Linked DNA regions of Homo sapiens: region 2 is linked to region 1. Evidence: read pairs that join two places in POLR2A ChIA-PET (ENCODE). Cell type or tissue: A673. All regions are shown on one strand. Links, peaks and the distances in the headings refer to the core of each region. The heading gives the core; the rest is flanking DNA. Region 1 overlaps HOTAIR (HOX transcript antisense RNA). Region 2 has its middle 8.5 kb from the start of MIR3198-2.

The links. Peaks named below come from ENCODE experiments on the same cell type or tissue, not always from the same donor. Only the 100,000 strongest peaks of a DNase experiment are listed, where the experiment ranks them.
Region 2: POLR2A ChIA-PET joins it to region 1 with 8 read pairs; 2 of 35 experiments call an interaction of 5 or more read pairs at or near these places.

What each region holds. Positions count from the first base shown.
Region 1 is chr12:53,964,793-53,969,177 of GRCh38, forward strand. HOTAIR (HOX transcript antisense RNA) reads right to left here. Exons shown (of 7, transcript NR_186241.1): 2 at 3,825-3,964; 3 at 2,477-2,602; 4 at 1,484-1,585; 5 at 1,172-1,295. Among named protein-coding and RNA genes, the nearest start is that of HOXC11, 6.1 kb to the right of the region's middle. RefSeq lists an enhancer at 1,589-2,493. In A673, for the core only: no CTCF peak of the experiment used is centred there; no DNase peak of the experiment used is centred there; H3K4me3 peaks cover 1,256 bases; H3K27ac peaks cover 1,044 bases.
Region 2 is chr12:54,220,829-54,225,213 of GRCh38, forward strand. No RefSeq gene overlaps it. Among named protein-coding and RNA genes, the nearest start is that of MIR3198-2, 8.5 kb to the right of the region's middle. In A673, for the core only: no CTCF peak of the experiment used is centred there; no DNase peak of the experiment used is centred there.

The DNA of each region.
Region 1 (4,385 bases), core at 165-4,164:
AAATCAAGGAGGCCCTAGGCAGGAGCTTATAGATTTTGGAACATACTCAAGAACGCACAAGAGATCGAGTTTGAATGCCCCTGATTTAGTTTCATTTTCCAGGATATTTGCTTGGCTTTACTTTGTCAGCATAGACCTGCCTCCTCTAGTATTGTAATCATTACAAGTAAGGGGATAATAGATAATTACAGGGGTATCAATAATATTATTTTATAGCCAAACAAGATATGATTAGAGTTAATGTCAGAGGCTCGGCTGGAGCCTGGGAGGCAGCAATAGACAAGGTGGAGAGGCCCTTATAGTCTTTCTCTATCCTATTTTTACATATGCTTTAATCTCTATAAATCCCTAGTTCTCTAAATCTCCTCCTCAGATGTCTTAAGGGAAAGCTCTAAGATTTTAGGGGCTGAAAGCCAGAGAAGGGTGAACCACAATTTGGTACTTGAACTCTGCTCCCCTCCCCATAGTTTCAGGAGCTGTGGGATCTGCTTTCCCCATGCCCCCCCAGCCTGAGGCTTTGCTCTCAGTCCAAGGCCACTAGGGTCACAGAGACTTTGCAGGTGGGGCCAATGTGAGGAAGACAGGGTCTTATCCAAACCAATTTCATTGTCATCCCCAAGTGGGCACTGGTCCCAAAGTGAAGCCTCTTTTGATCCTAAATTGGCCTTCCCCCTCTCCCCCAGGAACACCTGGGTGGGGCAAAAGCCAGGCTGGGGCTGTGAAGGCCAGTTCAGGGTAGGGATGCAGGAAGGACTGAAAATATTTGTGTTGTTGTTGTTTCCGGGATTTGAGACCAGAAGGGACCAGAAGGCTGGGAAGAGAGAGAAAGAGATCAAGGAAGTGCCTGAGAACAAGGCAAGAGAGAACCCAGGGAAGCTATGAAACCAGCCGGCAAGGGTAAAAAGAATGAGTGAAAGAAAGGGGGCAGGAAGAACAGCAGGAGAAAAAGAAGGAAGGAAGGAAATGAAAAGGAAAAGACAGAAAAAAGAGGAAGAAAAAGACAGGAGGGAAATGAAAATAAGAAAGACGAGAGAGAAGGATCGAAAGATAAAAAGAGGCGGGAGGGAGGCAGAAGCAAGGGTCGGCTGTTGCTCTCCCTCGCCCGGGCGCCTGCAGCAGTCTGGGTGGGCGGGGGCGCCATGACAAAGTGAAGGTCAAGTTAGCATCGTACCTTATAAGGAAGGCGCCGGTCCTCCATTTCAGCCTTTTCTCTGCCAGGACGCGGCCGTGGCATTTCTGGTCTTGTAAACATCAGACTCTTTGGGGCCTTAAAAAAATAAAGACGCCCCTCCTTCCTTTACCGGGGGTGAGCCGGCCGGGGAAAGCGGCGGACAGGGAAATCAACTAATGAAGACTCCGGGAAACTTTTCTCTCTTTTTCTCTCTCTGGCTCCGCTCCCCGCCAGCTGGGGACCCTTCCCTCCCTCCTTCCTCCCCCTCCCTTCCCCCGCCTCTCTTTTTCTCTATCTCCCAGTCTTCTGTACCTCTCGCCGCCGTCTGTAACTCTGGGCTCCCTCTCTCCACTCCCCACTCCCCTACTGCAGGCTTCTAAATCCGTTCCATTCCACTGCGAAGCGGAGCAGGACCTAAGAATTGGAGAGAAAATTAAACGTCATAAAGAAAAGTTCATTTACAGCTTAAATGTCTGAATGTTACGGTTTCCTTCAGAAAACAAGGCGGTACACTCGGTAAGGAGAAGTGAGGCAGCAGGGGTGGGGAGGGCTGGTGCGGTAGGAGGCTTGGTTTTATTTCTTTCTCAGATCCAGAGGCGGAAAGAAAGGGGGAGAAGCAGGAAAGTGCGACAGAAGCGTTTTACCCGGGCAGCTAGCAAAGAAAGATGCTGCAGTCGGTGGAACTGGAAGCAAAGCGCATAAGGGCCCAGTGCGGGGGCAGCGATCCCCGAGCGCTGAGCTGGCTGCGCTGAGGCCTGGCGTGCGGAGAAACAAATATATTGGATATTTGCTGGTCTAGGGGAGGGGTGAGGCAAGAATGGAGGGAGACAGGGAGACCGGGAGCGTAAGGCAGCGCCGCAGCCGGCCCGGCGAGACCGAAAGAGCCCCGTATCCGCCGCGACAGCCTTTGGCGGTGGGCAGTGGGCAGGCTCAGCTCGAAGGCTCAGGGAGGAAGGATCCCGAACTGAGATCCTTGATCCTTTTCCTCCAGGGTAGCACTGGGGATGAACAGAGAGAAAGAAGGAGAGGAAAATAATTGGTGTGGGGATATCTGCGGAGGACTTACCTTTTTCCTGGACCTCACAGCTCGTTTTCGCCTCCTCTGGGCTCATGGAGACATTTTAAGGCCTAATCATTGCTTTTTAAATTGAAATTCTAATGGCAAGGGAAGGGAAGGATGCACAGAAAACAATGATGGGGAATTCTGGTTCAATCTGATGCTCCAAAAGCCTCTAATTGTTGTCACCTCCACCCTCCTCAACTGGAAAAATGGCCTCTGGGATCTGCCCCCACCTCCCACTTTACCTTTCTGATTGAGAGCACCTCCGGGATATTAGGGACCTGAGGGTCTAAGTCCCGGGTGGGAGCCGCCAGGAGCAGGGGTGTTGGTCTGTGGAACTCCCAGGCCTCAGTGCCTGGTGCTCTCTTACCCTGTGTTTTCATCATAAAAAACAAAGGAAGAGGATTTGATTATTTCTGGTGATGTTAAATGATCCTGGCTTTCAAAGCAGCTCTGACCCCAAGATCTAAGGTGATAAGTGTCTCTGCCATAGACGTTTAATCTGGGCAAAGTGCCACTTATGTTACAAAATGCCTGGGCTCAACGGGCTGGAGGGGTAGCCGGGAAGCCCCAGGGAGGGAACAGCAGGCTCTCTTTGGCAGTATCTAGAGTTCGGTGGATAGTATTTTAAACAGTTGAAATGGACTGGGGAGGCCCTTTCTTATGTCCCCTCAGTCTGGGAAGGGGAGCTCCAGTTAGTGAGGTGGTTTATGAGCTGGACGCTTCCCCCTAGTGTGGGAAAGATAGAGATAGCCAGACCTCACCCTACAAAAATGTGCTTCATGTCTGTGACATAAAATTGGCAGGCACTTTGGAGATTTAGGGACTTGCAGAGAGTGGGGCAGGGCCAGACAACCTGGTGAAAGCAGAGGCTGAGGTGTGATTCAGGGTGGGTGGGGGTATCTGAGGGAGTAAGCCTGGGAAGGTATCACCCAAAACCATTTCCTGAGAGAAGCCAAATACACACAATGCACTCCAATATTGAAAAACACCAGATGATCTGCTTGGAAGGGATATAAACAGGCCAGGCGGATGCAAGTTAATAAAACCTGAAAAAGCCCAGGCAGGAACACTTAAAATGCCCCAGAAACAAAGCATACCATGACAAATTCTCACCCAACACACAAGTACACGCACCGGAATGTTCCCCAACACAGAGAAAAAGAGACTTCCCTACCTTGGGCCTCCACTCGTGAACACTCAGGCGTACCTGCCCAGCTCCAAGAGTGTACACAAATGTGTGCACTCTCATAAAATGACCCAAAGAAACCCCTGGGGCCTGCGGGCAGGCACCGGCTGCACAAACACCCCACAGAGCCAGCCCCATGTCTCCTGAGCCTCGCTAATGCACGATCCATACCCGGAGATAAAAGTCTAGACAATAGATGGCTGTTTATGACAACGAGGCTCTCCAAGTTTGGGGCCAGGCGATAAATCTCTGGCGAATCTTCCTGTAACTCAACTTCTGACTGTAGTGAGGAGAAAACCACTGAGCCCGCCGAAAGGAAAGCAGCAAAATGGGGGAGACTTGTAAATCCTGAGCAGAAGGCACTTTCCTTGCTGGGGCAAGGAGGCATAGGCCACAACACTCACCCCACGGAGCAGTCCTCACTGTGGAAGCTTTCGGATCAAGCTCCAGAGCACAGGCGAGTCAGAGTTCCCCACTGCCTGCCTAGGCTTCCAGGTTCCGGAAATCAGGGCAGAATGTGCAGGCAGAAGGCAGGGCCTGGAGGCTGGAACAGATCCCAAACAAATGATTCTTGCTGGGGGCAAAAGATTTTTTTTTGTTTTTGTTTTTGGTGACTGGAATCTTTTTGCTTTGTGTCACCTGAAGTTTTTCACCCCATGCCTTCCCACCCCTCTCTTTTCTTTTTCCTTTTGGATTGATTAGCTGTTTGTTCCCTTTTGCATTTTCGACCCAGGCATCTGATCGCTAATAAAGAGTTGCTGAAGTTGATCTCATAAAAATGCCGCGAGCTCACTTTGATCAGGAGGACTAGGTCCGAGCCTTAATGTAGGAGCTAAAGCCAGAGAATCAGGGCTCCGGCCAACCCGCCTCTGCTCTGTGGTGAGGCGGGAGATCTGGGTGGCCCAACAGGGCAATCCCACCCAGAAAAGGTATTTTCTGTGCCACTACAACTGGCTTAGGAAACT
Region 2 (4,385 bases), core at 257-4,256, 260 kb after region 1:
AACAGAACACAGTCGGGGGTGCTCAGGAAGACAGACCTGAGTTCCAGGCCTAGGGACAAATGTGACATTTTGGGCTACTCAGAGCCTTCTCCTGGGCTCAATTTCTCTCAGAATTGTTAGATATACATGCATTCATTGCATGGAAAGCTCCACTTTTCTCTCTGTTTGATCCATTATTGTTCCCTCTCACTCCACCCAGGCTTCATCCTATCCCTGTACAGGCCAGAGCCTCCCTCATACTAGCCCTATTTCTGGTCTTCTTAACTCCTCGAACTAATGACAAAGATCTATCACCCTTAACCCTAACCTCCCCCTTGGCTACATGTACCAAGTCCTACCGCACCAAGAGATACAGTCGGGACCCAGCGTCACATCACTCATGGGTGTGCCCAACACTGAGGGAACTGATATTAATATAAGGTTCCCACTCCCACCATGCCTCTTTTCTGAGTGAAACAACAGAAAACTCAATGACCTTATAGGAGGCTGGTGTGTGTGTGACATCCAAGATGCTGGGCACTTTTGGAATCCCCAGCCTTCTCACTTCCCATCCTACAAACAGGAGGGCTTGGTGAATTTACCTGCTGAGACTCTTATCTCACCTTTCGTTCACGCTGTGGTGCCCAGGAGATGCCTGGACACACTCAGGTGGCTCTCCCTCACATAGCGCCTTTTCTCTCACTGCCTACCATACCTCACATCATTCCTGCCTTTTTACTGCCTTTTATTTTCCTCTCCTTTTATGCACCCACCCTTTCTACTTACATTTCCTCTCCCCTTTTCCCTCTGGGGCTTGGTTTCTTCCCATCCTTCTCACTCTCTAAAATCCTGTCCTCTTTCCATCCCAAATGCTTTCCTCTATAACTACCACCACCAGCAACAGCTCTCCATCACCCGTCTCTGTGCTTCCCCTCCCAGGCCTGAGGCACCACAAGGGCGTAAGTGATTTATGAGCCACCTTTTAAACTCAGAAACCAAAAACTTCTGGTGCTTCAAGGGGGCATACTGTGCAATCTTACTGCTGTGATCAGACTCAGTGATAAGGATATCTAGACCAAGACAGTCTCATGGAGAAAGCAAGAAGGCAGAAGGGAAGACTATGGAGCTGGGGCGGGGACTGGCCAGAAAGTCTGGGCAGTGAAGTCTTACTAACCATTATTAGTGTTTTTGGTGAGTTTCACACTGTGGGTGACGATGGAGACAAGTCCAAGTAGGAGGTGAGAGGGCTGGGGATTCCACCGTGCCTCTCTAAATGTCACATCATGTCTTTTTTGGTGGGGTAGGGGACAGACATTTAGGCTGGAGTGCAGTGGTATGATCTGGGCTCACTGCAGCCTCAACCTCTTCAGCTCAAGTGACCCTCTCACCTCAGCCTCCCAAGTAGCTAGGACTATAGGTGCGCTCCACAACGACCAGCAAATTTTTTAATTTTTTGTAAAGATGTCTTGCTAGTTGCCCAGGCTGGTCTCAAACTCCTGGCCTCAGCAATCTTCCCCAGCCTCGCAAAGTGCTGATACTATAGGGATGAGCCACCATACCTGGCCTCATGTCATTCTTTAAATAATTTTCACTTTCTTGTTCACTGTTCATCCTTCAGAAAGTCTATAATGACCATGTCCCAGCACAAACTATGTTTTAGACTATGAGCTCTGGAAGGCAGGGATGACATGTAACTCCATTAAAAGCTCTTTGCATACTATCCTCTGGGAACAGATGTTTAATGAAGGTTTTTTTTTGTTGCTGTAAATGATGAGATGATGTGGTCAATGGAGTTAATAATAGTGACCATGAAGGAAGTGTGATCATGATCAAGTTAATGATGATAACAGTAAGGGCACTGATCAGTGGTGACAATGACAGCATTGGTGAAAAATGAAGCAAGTGGGAACCATGACTTGACCACTGATTCATCCCACAATTATTTAATAAGCATCTGCTATATGCTACACACTCAGCCAGGAATTGAAGATCCACAGATGAAGTAGAAATGGACTCTGTCCACAGGAATTCGCAGTTTATTTTATAATACAGATGAGGCATAAGAGGTTGTGAAAGCACCAAAGAGAGAATGAGTAATTTTACTTGGAGGAACCCATGAAGGCATCAGGGAGGAAGAGACCAAAATATGCAGAGTGGATTGTGGGAGCAGAGGCATTGAAATCCAAGAGACCAGCTTGTTGGGGCTTGGAGCATAGTTCTGTGAAATTCTGGGAGGGATAAGGAGAATAGAAGTGGAGGAAAATGCAGTAAAGGCAGGTCTGGGGCAGACTTTGAAGGGTCTGCATTTGAGGAGTTTCCAGGATTCTCAGGAGGAGGTAGCAAAGGGCAAGTGGATACAGAGAGAACAGTGATACAGTCAAGGCCCAGAGATATCGGTGTGGGGGGTCATAAGTCCATAAGTAATGGTTGAAATAATGAAAGTATAGAAGCTATTTTAGAAGATGGGAACAAACTGGGGTAAGAACAACAGCTGAGGCCGGGCATGGTGGCTCACACCTGTAATCCCAGCACTTTGGGAGGCCGAGGCGGGGGGGATCACGAGATCATGAGATCGAGACCATCCTGGCTAACACGGTGAAACCCTGTCTCTACTAAAAATACAAAAAATTAGCCAGGCGTGGTGGCGGGTGCCTGTAGTCTCAGCTACTCAGGAGGCTGAGGCAGGAGAATGGCTTGAACCCGGGAGGCGGAGCTTGCAGTGAGCCAAGATCGCGCCACTGCACTCCAGCCTGGGCGACAGAGCGAGACTCCATCTCAAAAAAAAAAAAAAAACAACTGAGAATGGAACACTGGAACCACTACTGTTTCAAAGGTATGAGACTAACACGAAGTGGCCAGGGGGCCCTCCAGACCACGGATACTGGTAGAATCCATACACAGTACATTGATACTTCTTTTTTTTTTTTTTAAGAGACAAGATCTTACTCTGTTGCCCAAGCTGGAGTGCACTGGTATAAACAACGCTTACTGCAGCCCCAACCTCCCCGGTTCAAGCGATCCTCCCACCTCAGCTCTCTGAGTAGCTGGGACTATAGGCATGCACCACTACAATCAGCTAATTTTTGTGTTATTTGTAGAGATGGGGGTACGTACCACCTTGATGCCCAAGGTGGTCTCGAACTCCTGGGCTCAAATGATCCTCATGCCTCGGCCTCCCAAAGTGTTGGGATTATTATAGGCGTGAGCCACCACCCCCAGCCCAGAACTGTTTTTTATGTTAAGTGAAAAAAAGTGCAAAATAGGGACGGGCACAGTGGCTCATGTCTGTAATCCCAACACTGGTCCAGGCAGGAGGATCTCTTGAGCACAGGAGTTCCAGGCCAGCCTGGGCAACATAGGGAGGCCCCATCTCTTTTTTTTTTTTTTTTTTTTTTTTTTTGAGACGGAGTCTCGCTCTGTCCCCCAGGCTGGAGTGCAGTGGCGCGATCTTGGCTCACTGCAAGCTCTGCCTTCCAGGTTCATGCCATTCTCCTGCCTCAGCCTCCCAAGTAGCTGGGACTATAGGCGCCCACCACCACGCCCAACTAGTTTTTTATATTTTTAGTAGAGTGGGGTTTCACCGTGTTAGCCAGGATGGTCTCGATCTCCTGACCTTGTGATCTGCCCGCCTTGGCCTCCCAAAGTGCTGGGATTACAGGCGTCCCAGCCAGGGAGGCCCCATCTCTTAGGAAAAAAAAAAAAAAAAAGCAGGGCATGGTGGCACGCATCTGTAGTCCCAGCTACTTGGGAGGGAGGCTTAGCCCAGGATGTGGAAAGATCGCTTGAGTCTGGGAGGTCGAGGCGGCAGTGAGCTGTGATCATGCCACTGCACTCCAGCCTGAGAGACAGAGTGAGACCCTATCTCAGAAAATAATAATACAAAATGGTACACACACTATGTAAAAACGGGATTTTGTTTCATATGGACAAAAATCTGGTCAAGCACACAAATGTAAAAATATGTCATATTAACATCATAGGATTATAGTTTTCCCAATGTCTACTTTTGTCAATTTTTTGCTATGATTACAATAAAAAGATAAAATACTTTGTGAAAAATGAAATAATTATCCCATATTTGAGCTGAGTCCCCTTAGGAAACTGATACCCAGAGAGGGGAATTAATTTAGCCAATATTACTCAACCTTGTGAATAACAAAGCCAGACTTAAATTCTTACCTAAGGATTTTGCCCAGTGCCTGGGCTGTTCCGAGGTGGTATATTGGTTAATTCGGGAGTGATGCCAGTTGTGAGCTTATTGTTTCCTAGCTTCTCTCAATCCATACATAACTGCGACTCTCTTTGTGCCCTCAGAATTCCAACCTGCTTGTTGCTCTTCCAATAGCATGGGGTCTGTACAGCTATTCTGGTACAGGTCTAAGAGTAGCTTTTCATTTACCTCCATT